Linked DNA regions of Mus musculus: region 1 is linked to region 2. The links are chromatin loops, found by intact Hi-C in ENCODE. Cell type or tissue: left cerebral cortex. All regions are shown on one strand. Links, peaks and the distances in the headings refer to the core of each region. The heading gives the core; the rest is flanking DNA. Region 1 overlaps Prss39 (protease, serine 39). Region 2 has its middle 22 kb from the start of Amer3.

The links. A loop is a pair of places that touch in the nucleus more often than their neighbours do. Peaks named below come from ENCODE experiments on the same cell type or tissue, not always from the same donor. Only the 100,000 strongest peaks of a DNase experiment are listed, where the experiment ranks them.
Region 1: it touches region 2 in a loop (2.5-fold over the local background); 16 of 42 quality-filtered maps call a loop at or near these places.

The regions. Positions count from the first base shown.
Region 1 is chr1:34,502,285-34,517,884 of GRCm38, forward strand. Prss39 (protease, serine 39) reads left to right here. Exons shown (of 5, transcript NM_009355.3): 5 at 340-778. The coding sequence ends at 663. Among named protein-coding and RNA genes, the nearest start is that of 4930568A12Rik, 11 kb to the left of the region's middle. In left cerebral cortex, for the core only: CTCF peaks have their summits at 8,967 (motif pointing right) and 10,976 (motif pointing right); DNase peaks (open chromatin) are centred at 8,508 and 8,982.
Region 2 is chr1:34,594,171-34,609,770 of GRCm38, forward strand. No RefSeq gene overlaps it. Among named protein-coding and RNA genes, the nearest start is that of Amer3, 22 kb to the left of the region's middle. In left cerebral cortex, for the core only: a CTCF peak has its summit at 8,388 (motif pointing left); DNase peaks (open chromatin) are centred at 5,561, 5,958 and 8,397.

The DNA of each region.
Region 1 (15,600 bases), core at 4,335-12,334, 90 kb before region 2:
TCCTCCTCTCCCACGCAGGTGGTGGGTCTAATAGCATATATTCAGTTCTACATGCTGCCCTCCACATACTAAAACTCTGTGACCTCCCCAGGTAGGCACTGTACAAGATCCCTTTGCAAGATCCCTTTATTATAGAAGTTGATGATCCTGTCCTGAAGATGCTGACCTGAGGGACCATCTATGTTTTTATTTTCTTGTTTTTAAAAATTACCCAGACGGACCTATCTGGCACCACTCAATATAGCAGTAGAGATCTCTGGTCCCCAGCGACTCCTGTCTACCCTGGGGAATGTGTGCTCCTTTCCTCCTGGACCTACTAGCTGTCTTCTCTCTCTTCAGGGAGACTCTGGGGGCCCCCTGGTCTGCTTCCTGAATAGCTTCTGGTACGTGGTAGGGCTGGCCAACTGGAATGGAGCATGTCTTGAACCGATCCACAGCCCCAACATCTTCACCAAGGTCTCCTACTTTTCTGACTGGATCAAGCAGAAAAAGGCAAACACGCCTGCCGCTGATGTCTCCTCAGCACCCCTTGAGGAAATGGCGTCATCCCTGAGAGGCTGGGGGAATTACAGTGCAGGCATTACCCTCAAACCCAGGATCTCCACAACCTTGCTGTCTTCTCAGGCCCTCCTCCTGCAATCGATTTGGCTCAGGATTCTGTGATTTGTCTACTGGTCTATTCACCAAGAGCCACTTTGCACGCTTCCATCTGTGGGCTCACCTGTCCCATCTGAGGCCACACCAGCTCCAGGCCTGACCGAATAAAACAACTAAAGACACTTCTGAAGTCCTTTCCTTTTGTCCCACCAGGCTTCTGTTCTTCAGCATCAGAAGGCCACATCCTCCTTGGGCAGGGACTATAGATGAGCCAGCAGGGAGCTGACCTGCTAATAATGTAGGAGCCAACTCTTTCCGAGCTGCCTTCCAGAGGCTATGAATCACTTCTGCCCCCTAAGGATGCTTGTTCTCTCAGGAGAATGAGCCACTGTATCGGCCAAGCCCTCACCATGCAGTTGCAGCAGCCTGTGCTCCTGGAGCAAGCCCCCAGCTTTGGCATAAAGGCATCTTGCAAGCCCAAGGTCATAGTAAAACTTCTAGAGAGTTTGACAGTGAAGTGTGAGGGCCGCTGGAGTCTGATATCCCAGTAGCAGTCCTCAAAGCTCGTCTGCAAGGGTCAGCAGTCATCCTAACATTACACTTCCATACTCTAAGCCCACCACTTGCTTGATGAGCCCACATTGCTTGTGGGCTTGCTTCAGCTGGCATTAGCTGAGGCTTGACAGACCTGGGAGTGGCTGGCTTAGCACTGAGCTGCCCTGCAAACCTATCTGTGTCACCACACCCTATTCAGCCTGTATGGGCACTCACTAGGGCTTCATACCACAGTCTCCACTCTTCAATGTGAACTATAGACTAGGAAGACACTGGGCTCTTGGCAGACCCATGGTGCTGTGAGAGAAATGCAGATGCTCTGGGCAATTCTCCCTGACCCTGTGTGAACACCCCAGGCTACCTGCTATAGTAACTTAAATCTTTAACAAGCAATTAATTTCAAGTTGGTTAAGAAAACAAAAAGTTGGGACTGGAGAGATGGCTTAGCAGTTAAGAGCACTGAATGCTCTTTCAGAGGACCTAGGTTCAATTCCCACATGGCAGCTCACAGCTGTCTATAACTCCCAAATCTGACACTTTGACCCAGACATACTTGCAGGCACATAAAATCAGTGAACATAAAAAAAAAAAAAAAAAAAGAAAAAAGAAAAAAACTCTTAGGTATGGAATATACCTTATGTTTCCCACAATGTAGATGCAGTGTAGATGTAGATGCAGTTTCCTGATCATTTATTAAAATTTTTATCACTATTTTTTTCTAAATTTTATAATAATGTTAGCATTAAAGTATGTTTTTTAATGAGAGTCCAAAGGGAAAAAAAGCTGCTCAAGGAGATCTGTCAGACAGAGAGAGAAAAGGAAGGTCAGAGATAGAAATGAGCTACTTACACATTTTCTTTAGTTTCAATATAGATTTGAGAACATTTTTATTTTAGCATCTAATTTAACCCACATGTATTTTTGAAGAGCTCAGTTTTTTTTCTTTTTCTTTTCTAAAGATTTATTTATTTTATGTATGTGAGAACACTGTAGCTGTACAGATGGTTGTGAACCTTCTTGTGGTTTTTGGGGTTGAATTTTTGGACCTCTGCTCGCTCCGGTCAGGGCTGCTTGCTCAGTTCCTGCTCCCTCCGGCCCAAATATTTATTTATTACTATAAATAAGTACACTATTGCTGTCCTATGTGGTTGCTGGGATTTGAACTCAGGGCCTTCAGAAGAGCAGTCAGTGCTCTTACCCGCTGAACCATCTTGCCAGCCTAAGAGCTCAGTTTTTATTATGAATGATCTATATATAATTTTTTGTTTTCTTACTTTTTTAAAGATTTATTTATTATTACATCTATGTAAGCTGTATCTGTCTTCAGACACACCAGAAGAGGGCATCAGATCTCATTACAGATGGTTGTGAGCCACCATGTGGTTGTTGGGATTTGAACTCAGGACCTTCGGAAGAGCAGTCAGTGCTCTTACCAGCTGAGCCATCTCGCCAGCCCTGTTTTCTTATTTTTAAAGTTTAATTTTTTATTTACTTATTTTAAAATAAAAAAAACATTCTTTGTGAATTTCACACCATGCACCCTGGTCCCACTCATCTCCCCATCCCTTTATATCTGTTTTCTGCTCCTGTGACCTCCCCCTCCCAAAGAAAACAAAATCTCACTGTGGAAGCTGCAGTGTGTCATGGGGTGTGTCATGGTGTGTCACCCGTTTGCCCGAACAGCTTTATTTGCAAATTCTCATCTCAATGAGTTAATAGTCTGGTTTGAGGCTCCCAGCTTCTGTTACACTAACAATAGTAGGTTCTCCCTGGGCTTCCTCTCAGATATCCTATTGTTGCACTGTGCTAAGGAGATCTCACAGCTTTGGATCTGCAGGACCTGCCCTCCTTCACAGGCCCCAGCAGTTCGTAGATGGGGCAGATGTTTTGGGGTGGGTCTGGGTGGGAAGTTGAGTTGGTCAGCCTGGCAGCTTTCCCGAGCCAGCACCACCAGGACCAGCCCTCCTGCTTTTTGCCCAGGCAGGGGTGGGGCCAGCTCTACCGCTCTGGTGCCCTTGGTGCTGGCTCTCTCTTGCTCCTGCCTCCAGGGCCAGCCTGTACTGTGCTGCCCCTGTGAGGTGTAAGGTTCGCTCGTACTGCAGCCAGTGAGGGGAGGGGTCAATTCTTCTGAGTGTGGTGACCTGGAGAGGGGAAGGGCCAGCTCCATCACAGTGCTTGGACAGCAATGTAGCCTCAGGCAGAAGCCCAGACCAGGGACATTACTACGGCCTTGGGTGGTAACACAGACTTCGAACATCAATGCAGATCGTGGTTGTGACAGGATCAGAAACCCAGACATCGTCCTCGGTGGCAGCATAGGCCCGGATGTCACCATGGTCTCAGATGGCAATCCAGACCACTGACATCCATATAGCTTTTGGTGGTAACTTGGACCACAGACGTTGACACAGACCCTAGCTGCAGCATGACCACGGACTCAGACATGGCCATCATGGGCAGTCCCTGCCAAGACTATGACTTCAAGTGGCAGCACAGGCCATCTAGGTCAGTATGTCCCCAGTAGTAGCATCCTCAGACATCCACAAGTTCTCAGGTGGCAGCACAGACTTCATCGTGGTCCCAGCTGTGCAAGCTCCTCGTATCCTTACCACTGTGGCATCTCCAGTTCCTTTTCTCTTCACAGCCCATGGGCACATTGCTTAGCTCCGCCCTCTCTTCCAGCTCTACACCACCTACTCCTTCTTCCCCTTCTTTCCCTCACATTCACTCATTGTAGTGGCCCTGGGTACTTGGGTGTCTCTCCTGCACATATCATTTTTTTAAACTGATATTTTACATTTTAGTTCGAATGAACTTCCTGTTTGTGACTTAAAAATGTTTTTCATTGCCTATGAGTTTGCCAAGCCTACAAGATAAACCAGTTTTGAGGTAGTAAATGTTTCTTCCCCTTTCCCAAATCCTTGCAAGTTAGTGATTATCACACAGGTAAAGCACCAGCTAGAACACCAGATGGTGACTTATCTCCAAACATTTCCTTTTCAGAAATGTGTCCCTCATGTATAAATATTTACATTTATATACACATACACACTCAGATACAGACACAGACTCATACACACATACACATAGAGACACACAGACACACACACATGAACACATACATAAAGACACAGACTCATACACACACAGACACACACACAGACATACACACACACTTAGATACACACAGACACGTATATAAACACACAGACACATGCACACACACACAGAGACACACACACACATACACCTTTCTCATGAAAGGTTGTCTATGCTAGCTGGGGAATATGTGTTCTGGATTGGTTCTATGTGTTGCTTTGGGGACCGACTTGCTTTAGCCCTGAGATCATCTCCTCCCATTGGATCTCGGGGGTTATTCTTTGTGATTACATAAGGGTGATAGTGGCCAAAACACTGGATGACCAGTCCCTCAGACATGTCTCCTTGCATGAGCTCATGAAGTTCCCCCTGACCTGGAAGGAGTATGTTTGCTGGGTCTCCCTGTGAGGCCATTGTATGCTACAGGGTGCTCCCCTGACACCTCCACATTTTTAGGTGGGAGGCAATGAGTGCCTCTTGCATTTGTGTCTTTCTCCCTAGGTGCTCATTAAATCCCTAAGCTAAAGAAAAGCACAGAATTATACAGTGTGATGAACCTCCTTCTCTGCCTTTTGGGAGCCCCCGGGTCTGAAGGAAGGCAGGCCTGGCCCAGAGAGGAAGAGCCAGCAAAGCATAAGGAGACTCACACTTGAGTCAGTTCTGGCCAGGGTCAGCCTTGAACAGTGAAAGTGGCCTCAGATGGTCTCAGATCCATAGAACTCCCAGACCTGGGCAAAACATGTACAAAACACCCTAGGGATGGAGCATTGATCCCTGCTGTGAGCGAATCCACAGGCATAACTAGCTTTTCCAAGAGGCATAAACAGCGTGTGCCAAGTATAACCACAAGAAATTCCCTAAAATAAGAGCCAGAAGAAAGCTGTTGGTAGATGCTCTCCATCTCAGCATTGTGGCATCTAAGGTAGGAGGATTGGAGTTTGAGGTCAGCCTGGTGTAGAGAGGAAGACCCTGTCTTAAACAAAAGTGATGACGATATAAGCCAGTTGATGGAGTGCTTGCCTAGCATGCAAGATGCTCTGGGTTTGACCCCAGTACTTCATAAACCAGGCATTATGGTGCATCCCTATAAGCCTTGAACTCAGATACAAGAGGATCAGAAGCTCAAAGTCTTTCTCTCATCCTTACCTAGTGTGAGGGTTTGTATATGCTTGGCCCAGGCAGTGGCACTACTTGAAAGGAGGTGTGGCCTTTCTGGAGGTGTGTCACTGTAGGCATGGGCTTTAAGTTCTTCAACCTAACTGCCTGGAAGTCAGTCTTCCACTAGCAGCCTTCAGATGAAGATGTAGAACTCTCAGCCCCTCCTGCACCAAGCCTGCCTGGATGCTGTCATGCTCCCACCTTGATGATAATGGATTGAACCTGTAAGCCAGCCCCAATTAAATGTTGTCCTTATTAGACTTGCATTGGTCATGGTGTCTCTTCACAGCAGTAAAACCCTAAATAAGACACCTAGTAAGAGTACAAATCCAATCCCAGCTACATCAGATCCTGGTTACAAACAAACCAACCCCAAACAACTAGTCAAACTTGGTGGCTCACTCGTACTTCCAGCATTTAGGAGGACAATGATTTGCTATACATTCAAAGCAATCCAGGGGTATGCAATGATTTTCAGTCCAGGCTGAGCTTCACAGACTGTCTCAAAAGAAACAGTCTCCCCCTGCTGTGGTTTGAATGAGAATGGCCACTGAGGGAAAATGAGATTTTGTAACTTGTGATTCATGTAAAAGAGTTGTCTATGAGCCCGTGGCCTGGGGCCGAGAACAAAGCAGAACAGACAGGGCTATTGTTAAGACATTCCTAAGAACAGCTTGACTGTAAAAATGAAAAAAAAATACAAGGACAAACAGGGCTATCTTGTCTGGGTCAACACCACCTGGCCGGAACCTCCCCTCTGTCTACTGCCCCTTGACGAAGGGTAAAGTCATACATCAACTGGTTGCTATATGAACAAAGATAAGCCCCCAGCCCACAGGAACAAAGTCCTGATGCCCTTTTGCTGACATGTAATCTTTCTGTTAATGTTTGAATAAGCCAATAGTGTGTCGCTATGCTGAATTCCACACCCCTAAGCCCCTTACCACATAAAAACCCCTAGCTTTCGAGCCTCGTGACCGACATCTGTTATCTCCTGTGTGAGATGCATGTCGGTCTGGAGCTCCGTAATTAAACGACCTCATGTAATTACAGCAAGATGGGTCCTCGTGTTTCTTTGGGTGCTCTCTCACTCTCGAGACTAGAGAAAGGGTCCCCAAAAGGGGGTCTTACACCACCATAGTCTCATACATTTGGATGCTTAGTAAACAGTTGGTGGGTGTTTGGGAAGGATTGTGGGGGTGTAGACTTGTTGGAGGAAGTGTGTCACTGGGAGTGGGCTTTGAGGTTTTAAAAGCCCACACCAGGCTCCATGTCTCTCTCTCTTTCTGCATGCTGCCTGTGGACCAGATAGGGCTCTCAGCTACTGTTCCAGAGCCAGGCTGTAGTGATAATGGGCTAATTCTCTGAACTGTGAACAAGCCCTTAATTAAATATTTCCTTCCATACATTTTTTTTATTATTTTCATAATCAAGGGTTACCTTGTTCATGGTGTCTCTTCAGAGCAATAGCACAATAACTAATTAATACACCTCGCTAAGAAAACCAATAAGAACACCAAAACAAAACAGACACGTTTTCGGTGCGTGCCTGCAATCCCAGTCCTAGGGAGGTAGAGGCAGGGTGGTCAGGAGTCCGAGGTCATTCTCAGTCACACAGCAAGTTGAAGACCGTTCCAGGTTACAAGAGACTGTATCAAAACAAATACCAGGAGAAAAAAAGGAAATCAGAAACATAAGTTGATGTGTTTATAAGAAGATAAAGAAAGGAAGGGAATATGTTTTGGTGGATGTGTGGTGAGATGTAGGGGAAGTGGGCCCATGCTGAGGCATTCCTTCCTCCTGAGGGACCAGCCACACAACATGGTAGAGTATAGAATAGAGTTTATTCAGGGCCTGGGGAGGGGAATTGAGAGGGTAGTAGAGGCAGAGAAAGGCAGAGAGTGAGTGAGCGAGCGAGCGAGCGAGGGAGTGAGATAGAGAGAGAAGTAGAAGAGTAGAAGCCAGCCATGAGCATGTGGAGAGAGAGCGGGGAGGGGCGAGGAGACAGAGTGGGAGCAGGAAGGCAAGAGCAAGAGAGAGAGGAGGGGGCAAGCAGCCCCCTTGATAGTGAGTCAGGCATACCTGGCTAGTGCCAGGTAACTGTGGGGTGGAGCTTAGACATAAGTAATTCAGGCTTTTTAAGTGGAAATAATAATAATAATAATAATAATAATAACTATTATTATTATTATTATTATTATTATTATTATTATTATTATTATTATAGTGATAACACTCATTCTTCACTTAAGGCTTTATCCTAATTAATGAGTGACCATAAAGCTGTCGGTGATGAGTGTCTCTTTCTGCCCAGTGCTCTGGCTCCACTGCCAGAGAAATGAAAACACTACTTAAAATTCAAATTAAAGATCCCAAAATGGCTTAGAGGGCACACATAAGGGAAGAATAATTTGAAAAACATTTTTATTGGGTTGGTGTTGAGGCAGACCAGCGGCTCACATGTCTGGGTTCTAGCCTGGGAGGCATCTTGGAATCTGAAAGAAAAGAGGGAACTAGGCGGTGTGAGAAAGGATGGAACCAAGACATCAGACTGATCAAGGTTACTATTCGGAGACATGGGGTTATGAAGAAGGGGGAGGGGCCCATTCCCACCAAATCATCCTTGGAGTCCAGTTTCAGGCGACCACGTGTTGGCTCCAGAACAGCTAGGCGACAGGCAGTATCAGTGGGAGTGGCAGAACGACAGGGTGGCAGGCTTCACCCCCATGATCTTCTAGCGCTAACAGTCAAACCTGACCAGTCAGATTTCAGGCTGGGCGGGGGGGGGGGGGGGGGGGGGCGAGGTTACAGGTTTTAGTGGAATGGTTATAGTAGGTTGGTTTTTGTGGCTTGTTTTTAGTGGGTTGCTGATATAATTCTTGCTTAGTGCTCACCAGGACCCAGCACTCCCCAGCACACCAGACAATAGGACAGGAGGGAGGGTGAACGCCACACTTCTTGACTGTGGAACAGAAACCTTCCACCCCCAGGGCAGTGGTTCGCTCTCACTGGTCTTTTCTAAGCATGCCTCTCTCCACCAGCCCTGCCGCGGCTATGATTACCAGAGGAAACCAACCTTGTTCACCAGATCTACATGCCAGAACCTCGAACTCAAATTAACTTCCGTTCCCTAAAACCACCCTGCCACAGTTCCTGTGCCTCAGCCACAGGGCAAGCTGTCAGTTGTCAGCGTAGGAGTCCCAAATGCACAACAACTTGTTCTGTTTTGGTTCTGCCTTAAGGAGGGGGAGTAAGGGGTGGGGAAGAGGAGGAAGTGGGAAGGGGGTAGGGGAGAAGGAGGGAAGGAGGGAGAGAGGGAGGGAGGGAGAGAGGGAGGGAGAGGGAGAGAGGGAGAGGGAGAGAGGGGGAGGGACAGGGACAGGGACAGGGACAGGGACAGGGACAGGGACAGGGACAGGGACAGGGAGAGAGAGATGGGAAGAGTGTGCAGAGCTCATGATGAAGTTCTGGCCTTCCCTGACCTGGTCAAACAGTAGGAGCTTTCACCCTATAGGATCCCGTGAACCAACAGGGTGCAAGGGTGCACAGATAACCCTCAGCCACTGGAGGGCGCTGTTGATCAGCTCTATTGGCAGCCTCAGGCAGTGGGGGATTGAATCTCAGTCCCACCACCTGATTTATTCTAACCCCTAACGTGGGTCCCCAGCCACCTGTAGAGGGGTATATGGACCCTTGTTACCAGGTATGCAGCAGGCACAGTGAGGCATACTGTAGGAAAAAGCAGCAAGATTCCGTGTGGACTAATTCAACTGGAGTTTAGAGATAAAATTAGGGAAAAGGAAGGTCTGGCTGTATTAAAAATAGCTCAACCAGTAATATTGTTATGGAGTTTGTGACCCCTGGGAAAAGTCCATAGACTCAATCCAACTTTAATTAAAAGGTTTATTGATTAGCTGCTAACAGGACAAACCATCTCTGAGCCACATTTGAGCTTGCCAGGGCAGAGGGTTATGGGGAAGACTTTCAACGATCTGGGTATCTGCAAGTTACAGAAGCAAAAAATAAATAAATAAATAAATAAATAAATAAATAAAAAATAAAAAAATAAAAAAGCACTTAGTCATATCATAATAAGTAGATAGTGATGGCTATATATTTTTGGGTGGGGGGGGTCACTGAGTCGGGGTTACTGGGAACATAACTTCTAGGGACTGGGGTTTGAGAAAAACAGCTAATGAGAACCAAGATGGATGCCTAACACCAAATGGAGTTTCTTTAGCCATCACAACACTCCCCAATGTTAAGTGAAAAAGTGCCCATGGCTTAGCCCCATGACGACAGTTTTTGGATCTTCAGTTCGAGCTTACTGGATACAAAGAGTAATGGAGAATTACCTAGAAATGAAGCTGGATTTAAACAGTACAGCTTTTCTTGGGCTTCCTTACACCAGGGCTAATGTTTTGGTAATTGTGGAGTGACACTGCCCCCCCCACCCCCACCCCCCACCCCCGCTTCTTCAGCCAGCTGCTGCTGTCCTGCAGGAGAGAAGAGAAGACCCTCCCTGCCCTGGGCTTCCCAGAGTCCTCTGACAGGAAAGATGTCCTTTTTGAGACTCAATGGCAGGTCACTAGGCAGTGCAGTGTGGGGCTCTAGGTTCAAAACAAACAAAATTTCCTTTCTCTGCAGTTGACACACCTGGATTTTTGTGGACTTCTAGCAACTGGAGAATGGTTGTGTTGTTTTAGAGTCTAACAAAGGAAAGCACTTCAGTGACTCTCATAGTTGTGAGTGCTGTGTGTGACTCACTCAGGGAAAGAAGCCATATAAAGGGGAACAACAAAGCACCTTTTCCTCAGATTAGTCCTTATGCTATTACGTATGTGCACATGTGTGTACATCTGTGTGTCTATATGTGTGTGCATGTGTGGGTACACATTTGTGGTGTGTGCATGTGTGTACATGTATACATCTGTATATGAATGTGTGTGCTTGTGTATGTGTGTGTGCATGTGTGTATATATTTATGTTGTTGATATGTATGGGCAGGTGTGTGTATATGTGTGTGTGTGTATGCATATGTGTGGGCAGGTATGTGTATATGTTTATATATACTAATCTAAGGAAAAGGTACATATATATATATATATATATATACATGCATATGCATATGTGTGTGCATGTGTATGTATGCGTCCATGTTTGTGTGTCTATGTGTATTTGTGTGTGTGTCTATGAATGTGTGTTTGCTAGTCCTCAGGCACTGTTACATTGGTTTTGATTAGGCCAGTCTAGTAGGCCAGAGAGATGCTGGCAGGCTGAGTTCCTGCTGTTTCTGCCTTCCAGGCCTGGGGCTCAGTTAGGGATGGGGAGGGATACTTGAAAGAAGTTTGAGGTGGGAGGGGGAGTGATAAAGATGAAGAGCTCATATACAAAATTATAGAAAAAATTTAAAACACTTTCCCCCCACCAAATACCCAACAACCAAATCTCCCATGGTCTCCTTTCTCTGTGGGTTCTGAGGACTCCCATCTGTGTGGTAAACACTTTCCCACTGACTGAGCCTTCTCCCCAGTCACTACTTCTTGGACTCAGGGCAGCCCAGCCACAGGAGGGAGCCACCATCACTACAGCCACAATCATTCACTGAGCGTTTCGGGACTCATGCTGATACTCGGTGATGTTTATCCTTAGCCACAGTGGTCTCCAGAAAGCCAGCTCTAGTCCACAAGTAGAATCATACTTTGTGTGTGTCCCCGATCCCATGACAGAGACACTTGAGCATGCCCAGACTACACCACAATTACTCTCCCATTTTCATGATGCACAATACTGAAAGATTTGGTAAAGGTCTCTGATGCTTCTCAAGTCTAGAAAGAACATTTGATAAACGTGCAATACCTTTCCCAGGTCACTGTCAGTAGAAGAGTTCCCTTTAGTATGACGTAAAGTTAAACTGGGTCCCAAAACCATTAGCCATGGGCCTCAAACTCACTGCCAACTATTTTGTTGTCACCATCATGACTGGGTTGCAGGAGCCAGTCTCTCCTTGTTTTCTTCCCTACTCTATGTGACCCCTCAACTGCTGGCCTTATTCATTTGAGTCCTATATCCCCAAGGCTGGCTTTGCACACACCTGGAACCCTAGCCCAGAGGAGCTAACTGGTCATGTCTTGAGTGGTGAGACCAGACAAGGAAGGCCTTGGCTAATGTTCCCATGATGATAGACATGAAAAAGCAAACCTTATGGACATGATGCCCGTCCACCCAGAGTCTCTTCACATCAGCTCCTCAGCTGCATGTCTGTCCGTGGAGTGGGCAGCTGGGGTGGGAGCCTCTACTGGCCTCTTCCGGTGGCCAGGATCACTGAGGACAGGCTATCAGTTTCTACCCAGGCCTGACTGCTACCTGCTGTGAGCACATAGCAGTGCAGACTAGCTGGTAAGAATGAGGCAGCAGTTTTTCAGGGATACTGCTCACAGGGAGGCTGCAGTGGATGCGATTGGCCTCAGAGGCACTCCAGGCCTGAGTGCTGCCTCCCTATTGGCTCCCTAGGGAAAGCGCTATGTTCTAGCATGCCAGAACCCCAATAGAGTCCTGAACACTGGACCTAAGGTGATCTGGAGAAGTTGATAGATGCTTAAGCCTGTTAAGACAGTGTTCAGCAGGCTCATGTGAATGTGTGAGTGTGTGTGTGTGTGATGACAGCTCAGAGATTAAAAGCATTTGCTATGCAAACAAGAGGAATGGAGTTTGGAGATATATATATATATATCCATATAGATAGCAGATTGGTCTGTTGCCCAACATATCTATAAATTCTCACTCAGAAGGTAGAAGCAAGCTGGCTCATGAGATTGGCTGTATTATAGAGCACTGGGCTTGATTAAGAGTCTCTGTCCTAGAGAATAAGGCAGAATGGGCAAGAGAGATGGCTCAGCAACTAGGAGAACTAGCTGTTCTCCCAGAGGACCAGGGTTTGAGTCTCAGTACCCACATGGGGGCTCACAATGGTTTGTGACTCCTAGTGTGGTAGTTTGAATATGCATGGCCCAGTGAATGTCACTCTTTGGAGGTGTGGCCTTATTAAAATAGGCGTGGCCTTGTTAAAGTAGGTGTGGCCTTGTTAGAGGAAGTGTGTCATTGTAGGTGTGGGCTTTAATACTCTTGTTCTAGCTGCCTGGAAGCCAGTATTTTGCTGACCGTCTTCAGATGAAGATGTAGAACTCTCAGCCCTACCTGCACCATGCCTGCCTGGATGCAGCCATACTCCCTCCTTGATAATGGACTGAATCTGTAATCCAGCCCCAATTAAGTGCTGTCCTTTATAAGAATTGCCTTAGCCAGGCTGTGGTGGTGAATGCCTTTAATCCCAGCACTTGGAAGGCAGAGGCAGGCAGATTTCTGAGTTTGAGTCCAGTCTGGTTTACACAGTGAGTTCTAGGACTGCCAGGGCTATACAGAGAAACCCTGTCTAGAAAAAAAATCAAATATAGAAAACCAAAAGAAGAAGAAGAAGGAGGAGGAGGAGGAGGAGGAGGAGGAGGAGGAGGAGAAGAAGGAGGAGGAGGAGGAGGAGGAGGAGGAGAAGGAGAAGGAGAAGGAGAAGAAGAAGAAGAAGAAGAAGAAGAAGAAGAAGAAGAAGAAGAAGAAGAAGAAGAAGAAGAAGAAGAAGAAGAAGAATTGCCTTGGTCATGGTGTCTGTTCACAGCAATAAAACACTAACGGAGACACCAGGGTACCTAAGGCTCTCTTTTGATCTCCATGGGGACCAGACACATCTGTGGCACACAAACATGCACTCAAGCAAACTATTCCTGTGCACATCTCTCTTTAATTTTAAAAATTAAAAGTAAAAGAAGGTAGAAGAATGGTTGAGGAAGATTCCTGACAGTAGAATTTTGGACACACAAGAGACCTGTGGTATAGCTGTTACTTTTGTGCACATGTGTAAAAGAAAGAAAGCAATGAAAGCAAGTTTGTCTGCTTGCTACCTGTCTCTATAGCTGGTTGGACAACAGACTCGTTATTAATGTTTTTATAATTAGTTATTGTTAATTCATTAATTCTTCTTCCTCCTCCTCCCCTTCTGCTGCTGCTGCTACCACTGTTGAGGGGTTTGGAGAGCATTGTGGATAAGGACTACCTTTTAATGCGTAGGACAGATTCAGTGCTTCTGAAATCGCTAATCTGCAGCCTCTGCTGGAAGCTCCCCACCCCCACCCCCGAGTCAAGTGGCCCCTTTCTGCATATACACCACACAAGCCATGTCCACCAAAAGGACACCCCTCCACAGAGCATGCCTGGGATGGTTGAACAGAACACTGCAACCAGAGAGCTGCTTAGAAGCATGTGCCCCTAGGGCCAGGGGCTGGTCCACACATAGTTATTTATTCATTTATTGGTTGGTTGGTTTGGTTTCTATTGGTGCCAGATGTGCAGTTTAAAGGGAAAACTGAGGGCTAGGAGGTGGCTCAGTGGTCAACAGAGCTTGCTGCTCTAGCAGAGGAACAGAGTTCTATTCCCAGCACGCATGTCTGGTGGCTGACAACTGCCTGTAGCTCCCTCTTCTGGCCTTCTTAGGCATCTGCACGTATATGTCACACACACACACACACACACACACACACACAAATAAAAAAAATAAATACATGTAAGGAGAAAATTGAAATTGTAGCACTCAGCCTGGCTCTGTCTCATATAAGATTTCCACATGAGCACCTGTTCCCCATCCCCATGGTTTTTTTGCTAGAGCTTAAACCCAGGGTCTAGAACATTTCAATTCACACGCTATCACCATGCTACATACCAGCACTGCAAGAGTTAATTGGATTTTCTCTTGTACTTTTGGAAATGGGACTCAGGGCCTGGCATATGCTAAGCAAGGACTCCACTAGTGGGTCCCACCTCCAGCCCTTCATCCATTGCTGCTCATGAACATCTATTCTTCATTCTTGAGAACTAGTACTGCCTAGCCCTAGTACTGCTGGTGGCTTAAGTTGGGGAGAGGCAGGCAACCTGCCACTCCAGTGCTAATTACACTGATGATAACAGCAGGGTGGTTTCTTTTAAAAAACACAGAAATGGGAACGTGCTTGTGTTTTTGTTCCCGGGTGTGGGGAGGCAGGGCTGCTTTGGATTGGCTGCAGCAGCTGCCTGTGATTAGCCTAGTGCTCTAGCAGGGGCGTGGCTTTGCCAGCTGCAGACAGTTTCGGCCTGTGTGTTTCATCTGGAATTCCCGGGATTTTTCCAAGGGTATATAAATGCTAGCAATCCAAAAAGGCAGGGGTTGGTTGTTGGTTGTTGTTGCTGGAAGTTTGTTGAGTAGAGGTGCACAAAGAAGAAAGAAGAAATGAAATATCCTGATGATGAATAGCAGAAGTATCTCAAGGAACACAATGCCTCCAACCTGCAGTAAGGAGTCTAAGGATAGCACCCCTCCCTTTCCTTTGTATACTGTGCTCCAATCCTGTCTAGTGTTAGGCGGGCTGAAAGGGTGGAAGAAAAAAAGAACCTACAAAGTAGCAAAAGATGAGTTACAGGTGGCCAATGCCTAAAGTAAACCATTAGGGACTAGGACAACAGACCTCCTCGATCTCACTGGAAAACAAACAAGAAATTGAAAAGGTTGAAATCTCAACAAACCAAAGAGCTTTGGCAAGAGATAGAAGTGGAGATTGCCTGTTGTATAGTTCTTGGCCTGGGAGATAAAAAGGGCTCAGCCGGAGAGGGGGGCTGGTCAGTGGGACTTAGCAGCTGAGGAGTGCTTCCATATGTCCTGTATGCCGAACAGAAAGGCAAAGGGGAGACCCCGCAGGCTCTGCATCCTGGGGCGCTTATCAGCTCCCACACATGGAGCCTCTGCCCTCTGCTGTGCACAGCAGCCTCTGGGGAGTCATGTGCTTCCCTGATGCTGAGGTGAGGAAGCTGAACCTTGAGAGGTTCAGCCCTTCGGCAGGTAGATCATTGAGAAAGATTGTGCAGACTGCAGAGCCCGCAGCCCACCCATCTGTGCACAGTCTGTTTTGTCTGAGCTGAGATGCTGCAGCCTGAATCACTGGAGTGAGCCACCTGGGGCTTCTGATCCTCAGGTTTGCTATCTGCTGAGATAGGACCTGAGCCCCATCTTTATCATAAAGGAGGACACTTGGCAATGGTTTGGTAAAATCTTCTATGACTTTATGTAGAAACTTGTTTTTTAAAAAAAAATCTTGTATCCTCTGAAGTTGAAAT
Region 2 (15,600 bases), core at 2,474-10,473:
GTACAAGGTAGTTATGTTCTAAGGGTGCAGTGTGCTCTAATGAGATTGTTCAAGAGCTCCAGGTTACATCTAGGGCTGCCATTTATAGGTCCTAGAAAATGAATAGTTGGCTGTTAGGGGTAGGGTTCTGATAAATCAAAAATACATAAATACATTGTAGCAGGGCTTGGTGGCCATGACTTTAACTCCAGCACTCAAGAGGCAGAGGCAGGGGCAAGAGATCTTTGAGGCTAACTCTATAGAGTGAGTTCCAGGACAGCCAGGGTTATACTGAAAGACCTTGTCTTGGGGGGGGGAACAGAAGCAGGAGAAGGAGGAGGAGGAGGGAGAAGAGGAAGAGGAGGAGGAAGAAGAGGAAGAAGAGGAAGAGGAAGAGGAGGAAGTGAAGTGTGCATTGTAAGCCTTGGAACAACCACTAACATTTTTAAAAGGATCATAATGATACGATGAGGTAAAAATAAAAATAGAATCATGTAAGGTATCTAACACTAAAGAAAACAGGATACAGAAGAAAGCCTTTTAAAAACCCTGAATAGAAAATTAATATGTGAACTAATGGTATTCATGGTAGGAAATGGTAGATTTTACTCCAACAATGCCAACAGTTACTTTAAATCGGAATATAAGATGAAAAAAAAAACCAATAATAACACTGGTAAAAATATTTAAAGACCCATCTACCTGCTGTTGGGAATAAGCTCACCTGAAGTATACTGACCTTGCTAGGTTAAGGGTAAAGGACAGAGGAAGAGACTCCCTGCAAACAGCAGAAGGTCAGCAAGGTGGTAGACCACTGTGCCTGCTGCATGGCTAACCTTGTCAACTTGATAAGACCTAGAATGACCAAAGCAACTCACCTCTAGCAGGTCTGTGAGAGTGTTCCTAGGAAGGGTTAACAGAAGGGAGCTGCTACCTCAGAGTGGGCTGGCTGCACCTTTTGCCTGCTGGTCTAGACTTAGAAAGGGTCATATAAAAGCAGTGTCTTCTGTTTCTCTTTTTGCTTCTTGCTGGTATGCTTATCCCTCTAGTCACTGTGGCTACCATCCTCCACTGACATGAGCTTCTTCAGCTTTTCAGACTCACTAGGAGCTTTTCAGAAACGCTTCAGGCCTTCAGTGCCAGACTGGAGTTGCTGAGACCTCCAGTTCCATGTACTGAGCTTCACAGTCCTCTAAGAACACAGGCGCCCATTACTGAGCTACCCAGCCTGCGTTGTGTAAGTCAGTCTAATAAATCTCCTTATATGATAGTATCTTAGTCATTGTTCTATTGCTGTGAAGAGACACCATGACCACAGCAACTCTTATAAAAGGAAGCTTTTAGTTGGGAGCTTGCTTACAGTTTCAGAGGCTTAGACTATTATCAGCATGGTGGGGAGCGTGGCAGGGCATGCAGGCAGGAATGATGCTGAAGAAGTAGGTGAGAGTTCTACATCCTGACCCACAGGTAACAGGAGGAGAGAGAAAGGTGGGAAGAGTGAGGAAGGGAAAGAGAAAGAGCGACAGAGATAGAGCAAGACAAAGAGAGAGAGACATAGAGAGTTAGATAAAAACAGAGACAGAGATCGGGCTTTTGGTAGGCTTTTGAAACCTCAAAGCCTACCCCACCCAGTGACTCATGTCCTCTAACAAGGCCATACCTTTTAATCCTTCTAATCCTTTCAAACAGTTCCATTCCAAATGACTAAGAATTCAAATATATGAGCCTACGAAGGCCATTCTTATTCAAACCACCACAAACCCACCACAAACATTCGATGGGGTCTGCGCCTTTAAAGAACCCTGCCTAATTTGTGTGCCTTCTTACCAAAGAGAATGGTATAAAGAAGGGAAGCATAGCCCTTCACTAAGCATCCGTGATCCAGTTTGCCCCCAAAGGACACCATTCCCTTATGTTTGTGGGGTCATTCCAGCTTGCTGTGGGCCCTTCGGATGCTGCTGCTGCTGCTGAGCTGTCTCCTGGTACATCTGTGACTTAACTTACCTCACCTGTCTACCATGCTCTCTGTACCACAGAGGTAGGTATTCCACACAACTGCTCACTGCATCACCAAGTATAAAACCCAACTATTGAAACCAGATACCCATCCACAGAGGTGTGGACAAAGAAAATGTGGTAAGCATACAAGATGGGATTAGGAGCACATCATTGTCCAGAAAATGGAAGCAACTGTGGAAGATACATTCAGTGAATCGAGCCAGCTACAGTAGAATGGTGTAAATCATTATACATGCACAGATTTGAAGTAATTCTGTCTATAGAGACAATGGGGACCAAGAGGATGGAAAGGGGGTGACAATAGGGAGGAGAGTGAGATACAAAAGAAATAAACTCCTCTTATATCCATGTACAAAATCTTTTCCAAAAAATGTGGGGACTGGAGAGATGGCTACAATGTTAAGAGTCCTCATTGCTCTTTCAGAGGACCTGGATTTGGTTCCTAGTAACCACATATTAACTAAGAATCCGAGTCTCACTCATTAAGGCTACATGGTAAGGATTGGAGAGACAGCTCATGAGTTAAATGTACTGTGTGCTCATGCAGACAACCTGGGTTCCAGCTCCTGTACCCACATAGTGGTACACAACCATCAGTGATTCCAGTTCAAAGGGATCTAAAGTCCTCTTCTGGCCTCCATATCCACTGCACTCACAAAAACCATGGCCATATATTGAGTCAAAATACCCCTCCACCCACCATCACAGTAAACCGAAAAACAAACAAACATCTACACAGTGAGACCCTCCATTTAAAAAACAAATTTATAAAAGCTGGAATAAAAATGACAATGATACATCACAGCTTTAGAGGTGGCGGAAGGTGGAAGAATGGACTTGAAAAAACGATGTTGTGCAGAGCTCATGCAATAAAGCCTCAGGCATAGCTAACTTTACTCAGAGCGTCAGACAATTCAGACTCTGAGAGTGAAGAGAAATCCCTTGTGTAAAAGTTCTCATGAATTCAAGGTGTGAAAAATCACAATGACAAACCACACATGGCAAACCATGTTTTCCATACAGGCATAAATGAATAACTACAGCAAGAAACACTGAGTATACTGAATTGGAGTGACGGCTCTCGGCTATCCACAGGAGGAGCACAAAACACATTGCAAGCTGCAGCAGAACAGGGTGTTCTTGGTTTCAGCTGCCTTTTAAAAATTGTCTATTTCCTTAATCCTAAAGCTTTTCTACTGATCCCTTCAAGTATTCAGCCCTGAAGCCTTTGTGTAGCAATCTTAGGACAGGAAAGCACGAGTGGACCTGTTTGAGAGGGGAAAACAGGAGATACTGTGGGCAAGAAAAGGGAGGCATAGTATGTAATGCATATGACATAACATCAGAGAGAGAAAATAGTTAAGCTTGGAAGGATACCCACATGTGAGGGTCAGGAAAGTGAACAGGCCACTGGGAAGAGGATGGAAATATGACATAATCCTTGCACAAGTACACACACATACAAGCCTGCATACACACACACACACACACACACACACACACACACACAGCCATAATGAAACACATTTAATTGGTTTACAAAAAGAAACCTAAAATAGATCATAATTAAAAAAAAAAACCATACAGGGCTAAAATAGGGCAAGGATTTAATGAGGATAGATATTCAAGTTTAAAGACCCACACGGCATCCCCAGATCCCAATGAAAAAGGCTTATGATATAGCACAAGCCAACAGCAAAGTGTGAAGTAGAGACAGCAAAATTGAGTAAAATATCCAAGGTAAGCTAGATGAATATATGCCCCAACCAAAACCAGCAGAGACTGTAGAACAGCAAGGTGGAAGGAGAGAACTTATCTTCAAACTTTTCCTCTGACTACATGTGACCCTTAGGGTGAGTGCCCAGCACACCAACCCACTTACTCACACTAAGAAATGCACATGTGCACAGAGATGTACATACAACCACAGACATGAAAGCAAAGGTAATTAAAGATTAAATGTTATGATCAACTTTATAGTGATCAGAAGCACTAGTGTTGAGAAGGATTGGTGTGTTTGACAGGGAAAAGTGACCTACAGGGGGATTTGCATTTCTCCTGACACAGCGACAAGCTTTGTTCAGCACTGGAATCATAGCTCCAATGCAGGAAATAACTGTTCCGATCCTTATTCAATTCCAAACACATGCTATAAAGTTCCCAAGTTCTACTCTACAAATTCATGAATTGTATGGGGTAAAAAGTTTAGTACATCCATTAATCAACTCTGAAAACAAGAAATTCATTAAATTGGGGAAATCAATCAACAATCAAAAACAAAGACCCAGAACCTGTAGCTACCATTGGGAATTTCAACTCTGCAGTCTGCTCCATGGATTGGATCTGGACCACTAAGCCTGGCTTGGGATGTTAAGAGAGCTGCCAGTTCACCTGTTTCTCTTCTCTGCATTCCGGAAAGTCTACAAAGACAATTACTTAACACACCAGCTTGGGCGGTACTGCTGGTACAGGCCTTAATTCCAGCAGTCAGAAGCAGAGGCAGGTGAAACACTGTGAGTTGGAGAGCAGCCTGGTCTACAGAGTGAATTCTAGAACAGCCAGGGCTACACAGATAATCCCTGTCTCAAAACAATCAAAATCACCAGTCAGCCCTTTGAGGGCTTAGGGAGAGGGTGTAGGTCACTAAGGATATCTCCAGCATGTCACCTGGCTCACTGTGCTACCTGGGCTGGTGAGGGAATGAAGAAAGGACAGACACAGAGACACATGGACAGTGAAGCTGGGATCATCTGGGTTCTCTAACATTGCTATGACTCCAGGAATCTCAGGCTGCTAATTAGGGCAAACACAGGAGGAGGGGTTAGCTCGACTGGGTGGGAGTTCATGAGCAGTACCAGCCTATATCCAAGGGGAAACTTATAGTTACTAGAATTTGCACTTACTGATCAATCATTCATAAACAACAATGATTGCACTCCAGAGCAAAGCTTTGCATTGTTCTTGAGCCTGTCCCATAAATGGTTTTGCCAATTTGGGATAGGACAATTGATCTCCCAGTCCTAGGAGAGCCATGTCCACGTCAAAATAGACAATTCCTCGGAACTTCGGCCTTTCAACATTCTCTTGCTCCCTACACAAAAGCAAAACCACTAGGGACCATTTCACTAACAGGAGTGAGTACCAGTCAGGGCCTCTCTCTGCCTAGCCATAAGCTTCCCTCAATCTGTACCAGACAGATCCACTCCACCTAGGGAACACGGAGCTCCAGCCTGCAATCCTCCAGGCCCTCACTTCTGAGTCAAATAGTTCTTGAAACAGCTACAGGGAACAACCATCTGCTTTTGACACTTAGACAATCTACCTGAGTACCTGCCTCTGGTGACATTTCACCTGGCCCTAGCACTACTCTTTCTATTTGTATTGTGTACAAGGGTCCTAGTCAATTTGTCAACAACACAAGCCTAAGAAATCTGAAAGAGGGAAATGTGATTGAGAGAACGCCTACATCACATAGCCTACAGGAAAGATGTGGGCAGTTCCTTCATCAGTAACTGCTATGGGAGTGTGGAATCTCACTGGGGGAAGTGCCACTAGTGGGCAGCATGTCCTGAGCAGGAGAGTCAGGTCAGCAATCCAGTCAGCAGCCCTCCTCTATAGGCTCTCTTTCACTTCCTGCCTCCAGGTTCCTGCCCTGTTTGAGTCCCTGTCTTGTCTCCGGTGCAAAGATGGCCAATGATCTGGAAACCTGAGTACCTGAGTCTCATGAACCTTTTGTGTCCCATGTTTCTTTCAGTCCTAGTGTCTGTCACATTGATGCAAAGTAACCTATGGCAGATTTGTATTTATTCGTACACTGGTCCTCAACAGGCAGTGAATGTTCCATTGTTGCGCTCACCTCGTCCAGCAAGGAAAAACCGCAACACGGTCGGATTCTTCTCAACAGCTTTATTGCAGGAACTCAGGGAGGACTGCTTATATACACCCCAGCACTGGGGAGGGCTATGTGTCCTCCTGGGATTGTTCAGTCCGCCCGCACTTTAATTTGCATGCACCTGCTGGGGAGGGGTTGGCGCCAGATTTGGGCTAGCGCCTGCGCAGTGACGTTGTTTATGGCGACAGTGTACCGGAGACCGGCGCAAGGTGGCTACATTCCATGGCAAAAGATGAAGAAGGAAGGGAGGCTGATAGACCCACCTTCTTGGAGAAAGGGGATTGGTGGGCAGAACTTTGGGGGTTGGGCTAGTACTAACTACCAGAAGCTATAGTTTAGTATCAACTATCCCACTGCCCAAGATGAGATACTCAGATATGCAGCCTTTATCTCCACATGACATTTCTCACTTAGGGGCACGGTGGTCTCAAGACAGGGTTTCTCTGTGGACCTGACTGTCCTGGAACTCCCTCAGTAGGCCAGGTTAGCCAGGAACTCAGAGATCCACCTGCCTCTGCCTCCCAAGTGCTGGAATTAAAGGTGTGCACCTCCGCCACAGGGCTTCCTCATGGCATTTCTAACAGTCCAACTACCAAATGTGGAGAGCCCAGTGACCATCCACAGCCACCAGGCACAGGGACAGTGGCAGATGGGATGCAGGCCCTGTGGCCTAAGGAAACAAAATTTCAGGGGGGCAGGAGGAATACATTTCAGATATACTACACAGCAGGGTGATGGCCATCCTAATGCAATCTTTTCTAAGATGTTCAGAGCAACTGCCAGCTTCCTCTGGCCCTAGCACCTTAAGGAGACAGCATGGAGACCCATAACCCCAGAGTTTGAGGGAAGTGGGTAGAGAATCAGTCAACTTTGGATTCTTTCCAGAGTTCAATCATAATGTCTCCATATTTTGTGTGCAAGAGCCAGCCTATTGCCCTCCATAGTTGAACTTTAAAGCAGCAAGAAGTATTAAGACTGTAGTTGACCTGGCCCATGATACAGGTCCTATACTGCATAAAATGCACCAAAAATGCCCTTGGGAAAGAATATGAAGGTGGCCTGAGGAAGCAGATCTAGAAGTCCTCTGTCCCTTTCCAGAAGGCTCTCTACAAGCTGAAACAGGAGTCTGGACACATCCCTGTCTCCTATAATTTTTTATAACTGAAATTAAGTATAGCAAATACTTAAACTTCAGTTAGAGCATAGACAGAGGTAGCTTCTTGTCAGGTGTCATCACACCAGTAAAGGCATGTGGGGGAAACACCAAGCCTTTGTCCTCAGCCTCTAAAAGAACTGTAAGGTCTAGTGAAAGAATGCTAGTATGAGTGTGCCGTTCTGCCACCCAGAACGACAGCTGTGTGTGAGACCTTTCTAGTGTCCAAAGTTTTGCTTGATGCACAGCTCCATGCCTCTGAGAATGTGATACTGCTGTCTGAGGGAGGACAGGCATGGCTGAACAGAACAGCTCCCACATGCTGCTCTCTGGGAGGCCATATTCAAGCACAGACCTAGGACAGTCACAGTGATCTGAGAGGATTGAAGAAACAAAGGACAGCCCTCAGTACAGCGGAGTGAATATACAGCCAGGTGCAAACAAGCCCTTAAGGACCTGTGTCCTGTGATATGAAATTGCTCCTGGCAGCTTGGTAGTAATTAAAGAACTTGAAATTCTGTGTAGCTGGGCCCTCACCAAGTATCCAGAACTGCTGTTCCCCTTCCCATGCATGGGTCATGAAAGCCCAGCCTTCCTTGTGACAGAGGCTGACATCAGGCCCTGAGGCAGTGAGCACCTCAGAAGAATACATGGGGGAGGTGATGCTGGTGGTGTCCTAGGTCTGCTGTGCCTATAGAAGGAGGGAGGAGTATCTCAAGGAATGATAGGATGTGGGGTTTGCTTAATTGGCCTCTGCCTCCAAAGAACAACCTGGTGAGGACCTGTCACCTCTGATGAGACAGGTGCCCCCTCATGAGCTCCACTCTAGTCTTCTCCCCAGGAGGGCAGTTAACCATCAAGGCAGGATGCTCTCTACTTTGGAAGAAAAGAGTTAGAAAGGCTTTCAACCTCCTCTGAGACTTCTGCAACTTTGAAAAAGTGCTTCCCATAAGGAGATAAGGCGGTGCCCCTGAAGGGAGAGAAAGCGCTGGCTTAGGATAAGTCCTCAGGCTCATCAGATGTTCCACACCAAAAATTCATTCATTCATTTGTTCATTCATTCATTCTCTCTGTCTCCCTACCTTTCCCTTCCTCCCTCTCTCCTGCCCCCCTCATGCCTCCACCCTTCCCTCTCTCACTGAAGAAAAAGAAAACCTAGAATGTGCCCAGGTTCTCCTGCCCATGAACCTGGTCTCCAAAGTCACAAAATTTGTTGTTCTGCCTCCCATAGCAGGATGTTTTTGGATTCAGGTCTCTGAGTTCAATTCCCTGGCAGTCACAGAAACCTTGCCGGACTGCTGCCTCCCAGAGCACCCGGCCTGCACTGCACTGTGCTGAGCTCTGCTGCCCTCTGGTGGTCAGGGTTCTTTCCTTCGCTGGGATTCCCATTCTGCAGCAGGGCATTGCTTCTCCTTATCAACTCCAGCATCCAGATGATCCTGTCTGAGTGATCCACAGACTTCACTAGATCCACTGGGCTCCCTCTGTGTTGCGCGCGCTCAACTGGCCAGGAAGAACGACGCTGCTACAGGATCCTTCTGCACACATTTATTCAGTCCTGTTTCTTCTTGTTTATATCTCCCTTGTTTATATCTCCCCTGTTTATATCTCCCCTGTTTATATCTCCCTTGTTTTCATATCTCCCTTGTTTTTATATCTCCCTTGTTTATATATCTCCCTTGTTTTTATATCTCCCCCGAACCCTGGGCCTCTCACTCCTTTTATACTCTCTCTCATCCACGAACCGCAGGCCACGCCCCCTCACCAGGCACGCAGCCTCAGCTAATCAGGGCAGCAGGGGCAAATCTCCACCAAATTGGATTCACCTGTATCCTGGTACACCTGCCCAGCACTCAAGATGTTTGTGTCTTATATGAGGAAGTCAGGTGCAAGTCATATGACTTAGCTGCAGTCTCTGGCGCCTTTGGGACTGCCGCCACACCCGCTCCCCACAATTCCCCCTTTTTTCTTTTTTGGCAGAGAGAATGTCTGTAGATAGCCCCCCGCAGCCATGTCCCTTACCCGTCCTTGGGTGACAAACAGCATTGGTTTGATCCCTGTCTTAGGTTGGTGACATGCCCAGGGAGTCTTATCACTGACTACCTCTCTATCATGCCAAGCCACTCCTGGGGAGATTGTGTTTTGCTTGTGGCAGGTGCATCAAAAGGCCAGGATGTTAATTAACCTATGGCCAGATCTTAATTGCTGCAAGCAAGCCTCATGGGTGAAGGTAGAGGTCTGATCCCCAGTGTGCAAGCATAGGGGCCCTACACAAAACCATCCCTTAGGCTCATCACCCAGAGAGGTCTTGGCCAGCTCCCGTGTCGTTTTTCCTGGGGGAAGGGAACTAGGACACTGAACCTTCATGCAATCAGACGTGCCTTCCACAGGATGCCAACAGCAGCTATCCTCTGTGCAGTGCTTAGCCTCGCACCCCACGGCATAACGCAGCATAATTTCTTTTAGAGCGGCAAACCGAATCTGAGGAGATTGTCCCGCCTCCACTGCAGCAAAAGCCTATGCTACCATGGCGAAAGTGCGGGCCGCACACTCTGCACCTAACACATGTGCCAAACACAAAACACACACACACTATAACAAGCATACATCCCAGGGCTCTCATCCCCGCTCATCTTCCCTGAAGCAAGGGATAGATAGCCAGAGGGGATATCTCTTTAAGGGGAATTCAGGGATCAAAAAGCGTGGAAAAATTTGAATGTCATGTCGAGCTGGTATCGGCTTCTGGAATACCGAAAGGATCTCTCATCTCGGCTCCATCCTTTGTGCTTGTGGGATCATCCACCACATCCACAGGGGCAACTGGATCAGGAGCCTCATTCTTGCAGCGTCTCACCAATCTCTCCAGCACCCAAAGAGGTTCCGTCTGGTCCTGTGGAAACACACAAACAGACCCTCTCGCCCACATCAACACCTGATCTGGTCGATCCCCGGGGGGGATGGACACAATACCTCGTGGTGATGAGACCATAACCTCAATCACCTGTGTGTCCATCTGGGAAGTCAATATGAGAGTCAAGTTTTCACTAGCTTCCCCTCTGTTAGGCAATGATTTCCACGCCCTTATAGCAATCTGATTCACCTGCTCAAACACCTGCACTGGATATCCTGTCTGTTGTTGTGCAAATCTACCTTGATCAAGCAGCATATCTCTATCCCATGCAAATTCAGCTTGATCAGTGAAAATAGGACATCCCAGCAAGGAGAATCTATCCTCTTTCCAGACCTCCGGACAGAAGGTCTGCCCATAGATGGCTGACGAGGAGGCATAGGGAGGGGGAGCAAAAGCTAATTCGCCTTCCTCCTCTGCCTCAGCTCTTTTATTTTGTCCTTTCTGTCCACCTGATAACACTGTGTCTCCTTTCTTTTTCCTTTTTCTTTTTAAGCCCTTCTCTTCCAACATACTTTCTTGTTGCTCTATAAGGATTTTCTGACCTGTCTTGACTGCCTCTTGATTCAAACAGTAACAGAGTCCATATATCAGAACAAACAAGACCAAAACTACCAGACCTACCCACAAAGGGTCAATGGGAGAAAAAAGCATAACTACACAGCGAGGATCTATTGATCACTACACTGAGGTTATCATAGTTCCTTAACTTGTCCCCAAACCAGGAACCTTAACTTGTCCCAAAGCCGGGAACCTTTCGTTACCTTGTGCCTGCTTGCTGGCAACTTTATGCTCACCTCTATTTTATCCGAGGTCCTTCCCAAACTCCTGGGGTCGCAAGTTTCACTCACCATGAACTTACCCTGCCGGCAACCACTGACTGCTGAAAGTTCTGAACTCGGTGGGGGAGTCGGTTCCCAGTACGGGCCACCAATTGTCACGCCCGCTCTCGACCAGCAAGAACGACGTGACCACCAGTCCTTCTAACAGCAGTTTATTCAGTCTTCATCTTTCTTCTTTCTCTTCATCAGTACCGTTCCCCAGCTGAAGAGTTCTGAATCCACGCCGGATCCTTCTCAACAGTCTGTTTCACGGGAACCTTTATTAACCCCTTCTTCCCCGTTATGCAGTTCTGAATCCTCCCTGTAGCAGGGGGTCTTCGCTTGTGCCTGAAGATGTTTCTTGTCCCGGGTTTCGGCACCACTTGTTGCGCGCGCTCAACTGGCCAGGAAGAACGACGCTGCTACAGGATCCTTCTGCACACATTTATTCAGTCCTGTTTCTTCTTGTTTATATCTCCCTTGTTTATATCTCCCCTGTTTATATCTCCCTTGTTTTTATATCTCCCCCGAACCCTGGGCCTCTCACTCCTTTTATACTCTCTCTCATCCACGAACCGCAGGCCACGCCCCCTCACCAGGCACGCAGCCTCAGCTAATCAGGGCAGCAGGGGCAAATCTCCACCAAATTGGATTCACCTGTATCCTGGTACACCTGCCCAGCACTCAAGATGTTTGTGTCTTATATGAGGAAGTCAGGTGCAAGTCATATGACTTAGCTGCAGTCTCTGGCGCCTTTGGGACTGCCGCCACACCCGCTCCCCACACCTCTGCTCGCTAGAAACACCCTGGGGGATTCCTAAGTGATCTTCACATATCATTGGGAACCTGAGAGGTTGGAAAAGTTGGCGGGCCTCAGCTAAGCAGCCCAGGCTTGTCCTGCAGATGACCCTCTCTAGCCATGAGGACTCTCCAGGCTTCCAGCAAGGACAGAATGGCAGGGCCTCCTTGTGTACACATAGAAAGATGCCCAGGTCAAGCATCCCACTGTGCTTATGGCATGAGCACAGTAATAGTAAGATCAGTTCCTGGGAATCCTTTAACCTGGGTCCAGGTTGAGTTCCCATAGAGGACTACATAGGGAAACCTCAGGAAGAAGGGCTGGGTTACAGACTGAACATAAGGGGAGGAGCCCTGCGCTGAAATGCTGTCTCCCAGCACTTGGGTGATAGTGGGAGGGGTGGGGATGACATGAATGGATGCATGTTTAGGGCTGGGCTGGGCACTTGGACCTCTACGTTTTGGTATGAATGCAGATACTCAGACACATACCCTGGCTGTCATGTTAAAAGAAGAGTTCTCCATGAAGAGCGCATTGTAATGTGTCCTGCAACTTCTAAGGGAGGCCAAGCAGGCATTTTTGAGGAGCAGTGTGCATACTAAGGAATACTAATACAACTCAGTGGCTTGATGGAGGTCACACAACAAATGAGGTCTCTGGGTCCCTCGATTCTGCAGCTTGCCCCCTTGATCCCCTGAATTAATTGTTCCTCCCATTGCATCTCCCAGTGCTCTTTTATAGCTCTCACCGCACGCTGTCTCTAGACAGATGTCTATTACCATGATATTGTCAACTGCATTTAGTAATACTTTCATACTCCATAAGGATTCTCATACTCCATAATGAAGTTAACGTGACTTGAATGATATTTCAATCCATTATAACAAGTTTGTGATATTCCTAGGATGCAACCTGGGGACACAGCTATTTCAAAGAGAATATATTTTCTCTTTCTGGAGTCTTACTTTTGTGCACAGTAGAATGTCTGTCTGTCTGTGGCATAGTTCTGCAGACTCAGGCATGTTCTTATCACTTTAGCCCTCAGCTCTTGCTCAGAGACCAGAGGAAAATGCATTTGCAATTGGTACTCATCAGGTGACAGATGAGTGAATTCCCAGTGACACCACTTCCTGGTTTACAGAGGCTGCCATTCTCTGGGTTCTCATATGACAGGGACTTCTTTCTATCACACTAAACTCCTATCCAAGGGACAAAATCTGTCCCTGCCTCCCTACAGGAGGCCAGTCTCTAAACACTATTCTCCAGGTGTGAGGGCCTTACCATTTCAATCTGGGGAAGATTCAAGGATGGAACCCTTTTGAGCAACAGACTGTAAAATAACCCTTAAAGATAAGCCTTTATTCTCTCCTCTGCCTGTTCTATGGCTCCTCTCCGTTTGCAAACAGTTTGCAATCAGATTATTGCCCAAATGGCAAGGGGCACTACTCCTGCGAGTTTGCTGTTGCTCATACAAGGGACAGCCACAGAAGAATACCGGAGGGTTTCACACTAACCGAGACTCCCATTCAGGAGACAACAGAAGGAAATGAAGCCCTTGGTCCCCAACTGCCATTTCAGTAAGGTGCACTTGATGGTCATGCCAAAGTCTATCAGTTTTATATTACTCTATACATTTCTTAGGATACTATGGGAGATTATATCTCTATGGACAATGTCAAGATTATACTAGTACTTTATGACTGACACAAAATACCCGAATATATTCTTTGCCTCTTCCTCTTGTAGTGGGCCAGCTTCCATTATCAGTTCAAAGAAGTTTCATCCTGGAGCGTACTGAGTAACAAGATGGACCTGTTTTGATGTTACGATGGTGAAGTGTCTCCCATGTTGCTATTTCTGACAGGATCCTACTTATGGGCTTTTCAATGATCTCTTCAGTTTCTAGGGTCACCATGGCCTGAGTTTTTCTGTAGCAGGCACGATTCATGGTGTCAAATGCACCCTGGCTAATTGGAAAAAGAACAATACATTGACTCCTGAGTTGGTTCTTTCTGGAGTTGCTGGCCATAAGGCTTGTTTCCTAGAAGGCTCCTGACAGTACTTTAGACAGTTTGCTCCTTGCTTCTAACCCCTTCTTCATGCGTTAATGCTTTTTTATTATTGAACTTTCCTGATTTGTCAGGGAGAGGGCCTAGGGATTGGACTGAACTTAAGTTTCCATGGGATGCTCCTATCTGTGCACAAATACCTCCAAGATCTAACCGGACACAGCCTTATCTGGCATTCTAAGGAACTGCAGAAAGTCTACTCCAAAGCTTCTGCATTCTACTGCTCCCACTCTTAATCTGAATGGTCTTTGAGAGATGTCAATTCTGAGACGTTTGTTCTTGGTCCCCCAGAGGAATTTGCTCCAGTTAAGGTTTTTTTACTGGCAGGGAGGAAGGCAGTTGGCCAGAGCTGCCCTATGTACAAACAGGATTGCAATTGGGGAAAGATATTCTATGTACAAGAAGGAAGGCAGTTGGGAAGAGATGCCCTATGTGTAGGCAGGGAAGCAATTGGGAAAAGATGCTCTAGATACAAGGAAGAAGGCAGTTGCCAAGACATGCCCTATGAATAGGGAGTAATGTAGTTGAAGAAAGATGCTCTATGTATAGGCAGGAACGCAGTTGGAGAGAAATGTCTATGTACACGGAGGATGGCAGTTGGGGGGACAATGCTCTATGTTCAACTGCTCTACTCACGATCATCTTGGCTTATCCAGAGGTGCATATTGGACACTTAGGTTCTAGCTATGTTTGCCTCACTCATGGAGGGATCTACCAAGGAGAAAGATGACATCCCTAAGGATAGAACTGCCCATGTTAAAGAGTTCTTCCAAATTGTAATAGCTAAGTACCCTCTCTGTTCTGATATTCCTAAAGGAGCCACACAAAAGACAAATAACCTCCTTTAGGAATGCTGGCGTCTCATAGTAGAATGTTTTCCCTAAGATTGAAACTGGGACTCCTGGGTACCACAATGCAGATACAGATCTGATTTTCCTGGTCAGGTTCAAAAAGAATCAAAATAGGTAAAGGATGTTTCACTGACAATTCTGAACAGTCACGTCCAATCATTTCAGTATGCGCGCCAACTCTTTAAAGCAGGCAATAAACATATTATTACTAATGATGGACAAACATTCCTAGGACAGACTAAGGCCTGTCTTACTCCAGCAGCAACAGACCCAAGAGGCTACTGGGCTAGCAAATATCTGGAGCTCCTGTGTCCATGGACATAGTGGCTGTACAAATGTCCTTCACAGAGAAGTGCCATGTGTCAGGTCCACCATCTCAAGTGACTGCCTGACCTGCCCTAGTGTACTTTTACTTAGTTTTATTCAGACTGAGAAAAGAGAGACACACAACAATAAAAGACAGCAACTGCAGGCCTCAGCCCCTGTGAACAGTGCCCATTAGGAAAAGAAGGGTAACCTTGTTGGAAAGATACAAATGGAATAGAAATTAATGCAAGATAGGTAGATAGGAGTCTTTTGGTTGCAACAAAAGAAAAAGAAAAAAAAAAACAGCACCCTGCACTATAGGGACAATACCCCAACCAGAGCACAGATTTATGCACATGGTGTTTTTTTTTTCACTTACAATTCCCTCACAAATGGAGAGTATCCCTCTCACCACATCTGCACTGTGGCTGTCTTGACTTTTGCCTTCAGGGCCTTTTTCTTCCTAGTGACAATGCTAAGGATGTATTTAGGGGGTTGAATGAGGTTGGTCCACAGAGGGACATGTGCTTCAATACTTGGTTCCTTCTTTGGGAAGGATTAGAGGGTGTGGTCTTGGGGAAGAGCTCTGTCCCTGGGGCTGGGTTTGGAGGTTTCAAAGCCCAGGGCAGTCTCAGTGATTCCCTCTCTGCCTCCCACTTGTGGGCCAAGTGAGCTCTCAGCTGTTCCACTCACAATGCCTATCCTGTACCACAGTAGACTCTCAGTTTGTAAATATTAGTCTGAAGTACACATTCACTTTTATACGTTTGCTGCCTTGGTCATGCTGTCTTATTACAGCAAAA